Regions from separate parts of the Homo sapiens genome. Here region 2 is linked to region 1. Evidence: chromatin loops called from intact Hi-C (ENCODE). Cell type or tissue: GM12878. All regions are shown on one strand. Links, peaks and the distances in the headings refer to the core of each region. The heading gives the core; the rest is flanking DNA.

Region 1 (5,385 bases), core at 115-5,114:
ATTCTGAGTACTTCCAGAGATTGCATTTCATTACTTTAGATTAGTGGGTTGAAGTGGTGGAGGAAGCCCATATAATCTGACTTACATGGAGAAAACAAGTCTTTTTTTATAGTTTAGTTGAGTGTTATATTTAATTAGCCTTTTTTTCCCTCCATAATGCATGCTTATGAATTTTCCACTTAAAATTCTGAGGCTCTGACCTTTATCATTTCCTCATGGAGCAATTTCTGTACCTCCTTAACTTTAGTAGAACATAGCAATGAAATATACAAGTCCCCTAGAATAGAATTTGTGTGAATTTGGTTTTCTAAAAACACAACTACCAAAGTCTGAGGACCAGTGTGGTATTTTTTTCTTCTATTTGATATGGAAACCATAAACTACTTACTTTGAGCAGATGTTTCCCAGTCCTAAAATACAGCTATCAGTCCACTGGCCCCTATAAATCTGTTGGAGTGCACCTGCTAATTCTGAAGCCTCCCTAATACAATGTTAAACTTTCCTTTTTTTTTTTTTTTTTTTTTTGAGAAAAAAATTGTAAATTAGGTTCACTGTTGCTTGGAATTAGGAAAAAATAAAAACACAGGCATACTAATATTTCAGATGGAAAAACAAAGTTAAGAATTCAACAAGTTTTTTTCCCCCACTCTATCATGTCTTGCACATTTAAAGCTGTTATACAACATTTTAAAAACAAACCAAAAAAACCCAGGGCCTTTTTCCAACAGCTTAGGCTGATGACCCACAGTAAAAAAGTGCCCCATGGGATATTCTTAAAGCACCCCAAGGGAGTCTATTGAAATAACTTAAAGTAAAAATTCAGAAGAATTTTACATGTAATTAAAAATTAAGAACGTTGTTTTATAAGCAATAGGGAAAAGCTGTATTAAGTTGCATTGCTCAATTTCTCACTTGCTCTGTGCAGTGACTGCTTTTTCAACCATGTAACAACGTCTGAATCTTCGTGGTAAAATCATACCTATCACAGCCACAGCAGGTTTTGTTCTGCTGCTGCACATGTGATTTGAGATACTGTGGGCTGGGAGTTTTTTTTTTTTTAATTTCTAATGGCAAAATGGATCTATAGAAATGGAAGTCATCTGTAATCTCAGCACTTTGAGAGGCTGAGGTGGGTGGATCACCGGAGGTCAGGAATTGGAGACCAGCCCAGCCAACATGGTGAAACCCATCTCTACTAAAAAGATAAAAAATTAGCTGGCGGGCGTGGTGGTGTGCGCCTGTAGTCCCAGCTACTTGGGAGGCTGAGGCAGAAGAAATGCTTGAACCCAGGAGGTGGAGGTTGCAGTGAGCCGAGACCGCACCGTTGCACTCCAATCTGGGTGGCAAGAGCGACACTACATCTCAAAAAAAAAAAAAAAAAAAAAAAGAAGAAGAAGAAATGGAAGTCATCCCGTGGGCCTGAGTTGGTGTAGTGGATTATGGCCTGTGCGTGAATGAAGAAATACTTGCCAATGGCATCAGTGGTAACTAGCTTAAGCCCTACTCAGCTTTGTAAAATAATGTAATCAAGGAATTTGATCTGAACAGGTAAGCCAAACATTGATTCTTCAGTGCCTATTGATAAGTGAGACTACTTTTCTTTTTAACAGCCTTATTTCACTTAAGTGGGGAGTCAAACTAGCTTTAATTAAGGAAATCTGTAGAAATCACCCACATCTCCCTTTCCTTCTCTGTTAAAAAAACAAAAGGAAGAAGAAAACTAGGAAGGAGTAAGCACAAAGATCTCTTCACATTCTCCGGGACTGCGGTACCAAATATCAGCACAGCACTTCTTGAAAAAGGATGTAGATTTTAATCTGAACTTTGAACCATCACTGAGGTATGTGTGAACATACTAGTTTCCTCTTTCTCTCTCCTGACTTTGTCCGTGAATTGATAAGATCTAATTTGGTCATCAGTTTGGAGAACGATTTTTCATTTAATTTCTTTCATTATCAAGTGTGTATTGTCAGGGGCTTAGCAGTACACCTACTATCTGATGGGCACTCTACATGCGTTGCTTAGGTTGAAATTAAGGATACAATCTGTGCACTACCACCATTTAAAAAAATCCCCAAGTCTACTGTGTGGGTGAGGTTTCTTTGCATAGTATCAGAGAGGTTAACCAATTTATTTACATACTCAATAGTCCACTCTAAGTAGGGAAAATCCAAGCTTTTTTTTTCTTAAGAAAGAGCTTTTCATTCTTTTTTCCCTCAGAGCTTTACCATAGTTTCCAGCAAGTGAAAACATTTCTTGATTTGAATTTCACAACCTCCTTCTCCTCTTGCCAGTTGTATGGTGCTAATAGGAAGCAAAATGTGAGTGTGCTTTTAATTTAACCCTAAAATAGGGGAATATCTTCAGAATTTAGACTTTACATATTCAGTGACCTACCTAAAAATAGAGACATAGTTCTAACCTTCTCAATCATTAAGAAACATTTCTATTGAATTTAATTATTCAAAACAACAGGTAGCAGTTTCACAAGGGAAAAGACAAGCCATGCCACTTGTATTTGTGGTCACCAAGTAATTACATTATTTTTTATTTAAAATTAAGATAAAATAACTTACTGACTGTCAAGTCCATTTCTCATTTCCTCCATAGAACATTTTAAAACTAGTTCACAAACCTCTTGAAAAGTCATGCCTCTAGAAAGTGCAAATTGTCACCATTGCCTAGAAGCCAACTTGAGAGGCTGTGTATCTATGCAGCATTTTGCAAATCCAGTAGCAGGCATGTGATATAAAAGATTAAATGCACCCCTGATTTGTGAATACTATCCTAGCCTTCAAAATGTTCAAAAGCACAGGAAGTCTGCACTTTTAAAAATATAACCTGCCCAAATTGCAAGGGAGGGGTTGGGTGTAGGACCTAGGTCTGTCTGCCAATCAGCTTGAGATGCCAGTGGACGAAACCTGACTTCACTAAAAACCAGACTGGCAAATATTACTCAGCGTGGTAATTTCCTAATTGTAGAACTGGCCTGTTTGGTGAAGTATTTCAGGAAAATTTTTAGCTGGACCTTTTCTACCCTACTGCATAAGAAATGAAGGTTTCTAGGCAAAGACTTTACTTAGTGACTAACCAAAAATGGTAAATAAAGTCACCACTTCCAGGCTTAGCTACTGTCCTCAAAACAGCTGCAGGACTGGTCAGGCCAGTCTTCTGAGGCTGGAGGTGCATGTGGAACCCCCAGAGCCTTGTCTGCAAGGGCATGGCTGACTGCAGGCTGTTTAGAAGCACCCCGCCCCGTGAAACTCCTCTGGCTTAGGAATTTTAAACAGTTCTAGTTCTAATCTCTCTGCTCAGAGTCTGAGCAGCTGTGAATGAGCTCTCCTGTGAATCACAGAAATGTTAATGGGTGAGCTGCTCTAGCTTCTTACTTCCAAGTGGAAGGCGCCTGTAGCTCTTTGCCAGCTTGATGCAGTGAGTTTGATTCCTCTTTTGGGCAGCAGGGAGAGATAATGAAGGAGGGGGAAAAAAGATTTTAATATAGAAACGAGTCTTCCATCTGGCTGAGGCTGAACAAAGTAGAAGAACCAGTGCAAGTCACTGGGGGTATGGATCTCATACCATTTTCAGCATATACCTCCCTTTCTCTCTTTTTGATTCTACACATGTCAGTCCCTGAGTAGTCTTGCATTGCTTTCCCCACTTTGAAGTCTTAGATCCAAAACTTTGATTCCAGAAAGGTCTAAGGTGCTGTTGCTGAGATTTTGAAAGAGACCTGAGACAAACTGTTGGGATTCTAGACGCTATTGCGCATCTGCCTGGGTAACTGTGTCACTTAGGTTGGGTCACCAGAATAATTCTCCTCCATTTTTGCTGCCTTTCCAATTTATAAACAACACAGAACATCAGTGGTTCTCCCATAATCAAATATATTTGGCTCTATTAATATTAAAATTTGATCTTGAGTAGAAAGATTCTAAGGGCTAAAAAATAAAAGATGTAAAATGTATGTTGATAGGTTAGTGTAGAAGCCACCCATGGGGTTGCCCCCACTCCCACTCTTTCATATTTTTTTTAAGAAACAACACTCAAGTTACAAAGTCGATTCTTTTTTTGTTTTGTTTTATTTGAGACTGAGTCTCACTCTGTCACCACCCAGGCTGGAGTGCAGTGGTGCGATCTTGGCTCACTGCAACCTCTGCCTCCCCGGTTCAAGCGATTTTTCCTGCCTCAGCCTCCCAAGTAGCTGGGATTACAGGTGCCCGCCACCACACCCAGCTAATTTTTGTATTTTTAGTAGAGATAGAGACAGGGTTTCACTATGTTTCACCATGTTGACCAGGCTGGTCTTGAACTCCTGACCTCAGGTGATCCACCCGCCTCAGCCTCCCAAAGTGTTGGGATTACAGGCGTGAGCCAACGCCCCTGGCCACAAAAGTCAATTCTTAACTTAAAACATAAAAGTTCCATTTCTTTTATGGTCTACTTAGTCATGTCTGGAGTCAGTGAGCTCAGTCAAGTAGTTTGCAGAATGACAGTTGTGATACCTATTCATTTACCCACCAGATTATTTTCTGCTCTCCATGGCACTTTATAGAAAACAGTTTATTCGGTCATTACAACAGCTCTAGGAGGGGGTTTCATTAAACCCACTTTCTAGGAAAGCGAACTAAGGCTTAGAAAAATCAAGTAATTTGCTAAAGACTACCCAGCTGGCAATGATATGACAGGACATGAACTTAGGACAATAACTCAAGGTCTTGGTCCCTGTAAATATGGGTTTCCAGGTTATGTATGCAGGCAGAGGGCTTAGATCCTGAAGTTTCCTTCAGAAACTTCAGGATCTAAGCCCTCTATATAGGAGCAGTATAAAAAGGAAGGATCTCTTCCCATAGGGAGCTTGTCATCCATTGAATGAGGAACTCAGACTTCCACTGTGAAATGATATTTGTATCCCCATTGTGTGCGAGATATGGGGACTCTGATCATCATAAGAGCACATTTTTCCTGCCTATAAATGATACTTAATAGAGCTGACAGATTATATATATCTGGAACACTTTTACCTAGCAGAAAGACAACAGGCTAGGATTAGCTGACTAATAATTTTATTTATCAAGCTCAATTCCCATGCTGACTTCTCTTCCTCTAGTGAAAATGTGTCATCAGATTTGGTCCCAAACTGGAGAGGTGAAAGGATCCTTTGACCAGTATAATAGCCATGCCATCAGTTTTGCTTTCCTAATTAAGTTTTATATGGGTTAATGATCTATATCATTATTTTGGGGGTTTCTAAACACATATGAACTAAAGATGGAAAAGATGATGGAAAAGATGGAAAGAAGATGACTCAGATGTACAAAGGCTTGCAGAGAGAAGGATAAGCCAAAAAATTGGTAAATCACACATGAATAATCAAGAACTGAC
Region 2 (5,385 bases), core at 260-5,259, 470 kb after region 1:
ATCTGCATCCACACAGCTGTCCTCTGCCATCCTCAGGGCACTCAGGTCCTCCGCCACCACCATGAAGCTTCCACTTGCAAAAGTTAGACTCTGCAGAGCAAAAAGCTATATCCTGCGTGGGGATGAAAGTTTCCCCTTGTCTGTGTATAGAAGTATGAAAATGCTCACTGTAGACAAATGTTGGTAGTCTCTGCCCGATAACATGACACTGGGCAGTGACAAGTGGTCATGTTTCTAAATAAAACCTACATTCATTAACATGTGCCAGGCTTGATCTCCTGGAATGTAGGCCACGAGTGTAAGAAGGGGAAAAAGCTCAGTGTAATCTGTAAGGAGGAGGAAGCTACAGGTCTAAAGAAAGGACAGCAAAAACAACATCGGCTGCACACACTCTGCTGTTCTGTAAGGACAGTCAACTTTTCTTGCGGGCAGTTTGTTATGCTGGGAAAGCTATTTAAAGAAAACAAATCATCCCACTGCAAACAAACAAAATGTCCACAAACACAGCAAATGGTAGTAGCAAAAGGAGTAACTTCCTTCTTTTTTGGGTTCAGTATGCCAGCTCGGTAGTGTATGCAAGAGTTTTAGGGGTTGTTTGCGAAGGTGGGAAAGTACATGCTCTTTATCTTTGAGTAGACTATTTGGGGAGGAAAAATAAGGAAGAAATATTATTCTCCCTTACATATGCAAAACTTTTGTCCTTTAAAAATAATCATGTAGATGACAAAAATAACATTTTCATTTTAAGACAATTAAAAAAATAACTATATTCATTTGCTCAGGGGGTCTTCAGGTAACTCTTTTTCTTTTGTGAATTTCAAGAGTTTCCAAACTTTCTGCACTAAGCAGATGATAATTTAATAATTTATACTTTTAAAGAAAATAAGTCCCCAAATTATTAATTCCTATAATTCAATAAAATATGATTAATGCTGGATGCTTTACATCCTTTAGGGGATTAAAAACTACACACAAATAAATAATAAATATTAAATAAATAATGAAAATTTGCTAAGTTCTTTCCAAAAAGGACTACATGATGATTTGTAACTAAAATAAAACAAAGCATCTGGTTCTGGTCATGTGAGTTGACTGTTTTTAAAACAGAACACTACAGGAAACACATTTTCTTAATAAAAGAAATACATTGGTGGCTCACGCCTGTAATCCCAGCACTTTGGGAGGCTGAGGTTGGTGGATCACAAGGTCAGGAGATCAAGACCATCCTGGCTAACACTGTGAAACCCTGTCTCTACTAAAAATACAAAAAATTAGCTGGGCGTGGTGGCGGGCACCTGTAGTCCCAGCTACTCGGGAGGCTGAGGCAGGAGAATGGCGTGAACCTGGGAGGCAGAGCTTGCAGTGAGCTGAGATGGCGCCACTGCACTCCAGCCTGGGTGACAGAGCGAGACTCCATCTCAAAAAAAAAAAAAAAAAAAAAGGAAATACACCTGCCAGCCTGGGTTACAAAGTGACACCTCATCTCAAAAAAAAAAAAAAAAAAAAATCAAAAGATTATCCAGGCACAGTGGCATGCATCTGTAGTCCCAGGTAATGAAGTGGGAGGAAGACTGCTTGAGCCCAGGAGGCTGAGGCTGCAGTGAGCCATTACTGCACCAGTGCACTACAGCCTGGGTGACAGCGCAAACCCAATCTCAAAAAAAAAAATAAAAAATTAAAGAAAACTGCATTTTATATAAGAAATAAATTCTAGAAAACATAGTACTTAAAGATATTGTACTGTGAATTCTTTTATAAAACAATCATTCTTCTTATATTAATGTATTTTTAGTAATCAGAAATGAAAATATTTTAAACTTTGATTAAAGAAATATATTGGTTATGAATCTACCACTATAGGCAACTTTGTTTTTTTCTTGATTATGACTAACATTTTAAAAAACCTGAAGTCTTCAAAACATTTTATTGTCATAATTTCCTTAGTTTAATTTCTTTTACCTTATTTAGTTTACCTCATGGAGTTAAAAAATTTGAAATTTTTTTCATGCTTATTATTGTTAGCATAATATATGTATTCCAATGAACTAAATATGAGACAAGGCAAAGCTCTAAAGATACAATTATTCAAAGAGCAAAAATGGCAATGTTCATTGATACAGAAAATCCTAGATAAGTTGTGGTATATTTATACTATGGAATACTCTGCAGGTTTCTAAAAGAATGAGACTGGCATAGACATTGTTTTATAGTAAACACAGTCCTTTCCCTTGCATTTTCTCATTGGAGATGTGGCAGTTAGTTTCATTAACACTTTGAAAATGAGCAACTTGAGGCTCAGAGAAGTTACTCAGTAAGACCTGGGCCACACAGCAGGAACCAGGTGGACTAAACTCAGGCCTCTTGATTAGTTCTGTGCTGTTTCTGTGCTCATCGCATCAATGCATTCCTGATCCTTACCAGGCACCTTCCGACTCAAACACCCTTAGGTAATACCAGCCGTGAATTCCAAGAATTTCATTTCCTTTGACCTCCAACGTGGGTAGAACACCCTTTAAACTGAAAGTCCTCCTGAGGGCAGCTGCTAGGAACTTCACAAAGCCTTGCTTGCACTGCATATGTGTTTTACCTCCACAGCCTTTGAACTCCCTCTGGGATGAGAGCTGACCTCTATTGAACATATTCTATGCTTAGCGGTTGATATGGTTTAGCTGTGTCACTACCCAAATCTCATCTTGACTTGTAGCTCCCACAATTCCTATGCGTTGTGGAAGGGACCCGATGGGAGATAATTGAGTCATGGGGGTGGTTTCCCCCAGACTGTTCTTGTGGTAGCGAATAAATCTCATGAGATCTGATGATTTTATAAGGGGTTTCCCCTTTTGCCTGGCTTTCATTCTCTCCTGTCTGCCACCATGTAAGATGTGCCTTTCGCCTTCCACCATAATTGTGAGGCCTCCCCAGCCATGTGGAACTGTGAGTCCATTAAACATGTTTTTCTTTATAAATCACCCAGTCTCGAGTTGTCTTTATCAGCAGCATGAAAATGGACTAATACAGTGGTAAACCACTAATCATTCTTCTGAGCTAGCTACTATTATGATTCTCATTTTATACATGTGGTAACCGAGGTGCTGAGAAGATAAGCAAGTTGGTGAAGCAGAATCACGCTATGACTCAGGCAGCTGAAGCCCGAAGCCAATGCTTTGCTTTGTGTATGCTTTCATTTGTGTGCGTACGTTTTCCACCCTATGGTTTAGATTTGAGAAACTCAGCAAATACGGGAGTGACTGCTATGTGCAAAGAACAAGGTCAGGGGCTGGGACTACTATGGTGATCAAGGTTAGATACACTTACATTTTAGCAGAGAAAACAGGCTTAAAATGACTGATCACACAAGATTTCACATAGTTCAGGGAAATGCTATGAAGGAGAAGCCTACTGAGCCCGTAAGAAGAATCTGATCTAATCTGGAGAGAAGGAAAAACAGGAAGAACCAATCAGGAGCTGGCCAGGCCAGGGGCAGGCAGGAGAATGCCCAGGAAGAGAGAATAGAAAGGAAGAGGCCCTGCAGTGAGGAACGCTTGTGTACTTGCATTATGACACTTATTTGGTTAGGGACCATTTTCTTTCTCATCTTTATATCCCTAGAGCAGGCCACCTGTTTTGGTAAACAAAATTTTGTGGGAGCACTGCCATGGTTTTCTATTTACAGATTTTTCTATGGCTGCTTTCACTCTATAATAACACGCTAATAGCAACAGAGACTATTTGGCCCACAAAACTAAAAATATTTACTATCTGGTCCTCTACAGAAAACATTTGCCAACCTCTGCCCTATAGCAAGAAGCATAGTACTTCATATATAGTAGGCGTTCAATCATTTTAAAAAATTACTTGTTTTTACTCTACTTCTACAAAATGTTGAGGCAATTATAATAAATATAGAGATTAAAAACAACCAGTCACAAAAGGCCACATATTATATGACCTATGTATATGAACTATTCAGAACAGGTAAACATGTAGAAACAGAAAGTAGATTAGTAGTTTCCCAGGGCTGGGAGAAGTGGGGAAGGAAGAGGAGGGAAGAAAAGAGTGACGGCTAATGGGTAACTGTTTTTATTTGGGACTGACGAAAGTGTTTTAAAATTGATTGGAGTAATAGATGCATAGCTTTATAAATATACTAAAATCACTGAATTACATGCTTTAGATAGATGAGTTATACGGCATGTGGATTATATCCCCAAAAAAGCTGCTATTGAGAAAAACAAAAAGATAACAGCCAAATAACTAAAGGATGCTTTTGCCTTGGTGATGGGGATTTAGGTTTAGCCGAGAGAAAAAGAATTTTCTCTATTAGAAGGTCCAGTTACCCACTTCCCTGCCCCCAAATCATCACAACAGAGTGCGCAAGTTGAATTTGACCTTCCTAGATGCTAAGATGAGAAATGTTACTAATTCGTTGTCTGTGATAAGAAACATTGAAGAATTAATACTAAAAAGACAGATTTCCTTTTAGTCCTGAGCTCTAGAGAAATTGCTATGTGGATTTTCTGCACTGGATTCATTGACAAAACGAGAGCCAGTATTCTTAAAGGCAGTTTTACAGAAATTAGAGTGATGCGTCACCAATGACAGCTTCTTATGTTGACTTTTAAAAAAAGCCAAGGGCTCAGAGGTACTTTAATTATCTAGGCCACTGCTGAACAACAGAACTTTCTGAGATGATAAAAATGTTCTGCATTGTACAGGGTCCAATAAGGTAGCCACTAGCCTCATGGGGTTATTGACCACTTAAAATGTGGCCAGTGCAACTGACCATAATTAAAATTAAGGAGTAATTTAATTTTATTCCATTTCAGTTAATTTAAATATTCTGTAATTTAAATAGCCATCCGTAGCTAGTGACTGCTGTATTACATACAGCAGATCTAGAAAGTATGGAAAGGACACTAGAACATTATTCACTGAGTCCTAAAAGTAACTGAGCAACTTTTGTTGCCCTAAAAAATTGACAATGCTTGACAACACAATTTAAAAACTCAATGCAAAGCACATCTATTTTGTACTCAGAGTAATCTAAACTAATCTGATGGTGATGTCAAGTTGACTCTAAATTATGCGTTCTATTTTTATGTATGTAATAGATTTGTTATCAGTAAATCTTTTTCTTTTCTTTTTTGTTGCTTCTGTGATTGAATATTAAAGACACAGTTCATGTTTCTATTAGCTGAGATGTTCACCTAAAAATACTATCATCTTCAAAAATAACCTCTCCATTCCCACAAGAGCACCAATACAGGACAGAAATGTCGAAAGGCATACACTGGGTTATATTTTGCTTTAGTGCATCAGCGCTGGAAGAGGCAAGAGTGGTGAATGGACTGAATCATAGAAACCTAATACTTCAGCTGGCAGTTC

The links. A loop is a pair of places that touch in the nucleus more often than their neighbours do. Peaks named below come from ENCODE experiments on the same cell type or tissue, not always from the same donor. Only the 100,000 strongest peaks of a DNase experiment are listed, where the experiment ranks them.
Region 2: it touches region 1 in a loop (5-fold over the local background); 1 of 110 quality-filtered maps calls a loop at or near these places.

What each region holds. Positions count from the first base shown.
Region 1 is chr6:151,700,166-151,705,550 of GRCh38, forward strand. It overlaps a transcript of ESR1 not described here. Among named protein-coding and RNA genes, the nearest start is that of ESR1, 100 kb to the right of the region's middle. In GM12878, for the core only: no CTCF peak of the experiment used is centred there; a DNase peak (open chromatin) is centred at 2,922.
Region 2 is chr6:152,168,142-152,173,526 of GRCh38, forward strand. All of the region lies in intron 130 of SYNE1 (spectrin repeat containing nuclear envelope protein 1), which reads right to left. Among named protein-coding and RNA genes, the nearest start is that of SYNE1-AS1, 210 kb to the right of the region's middle. RefSeq lists a silencer at 2,980-3,180. In GM12878, for the core only: no CTCF peak of the experiment used is centred there; a DNase peak (open chromatin) is centred at 3,130; H3K4me3 peaks cover 832 bases; H3K27ac peaks cover 1,467 bases.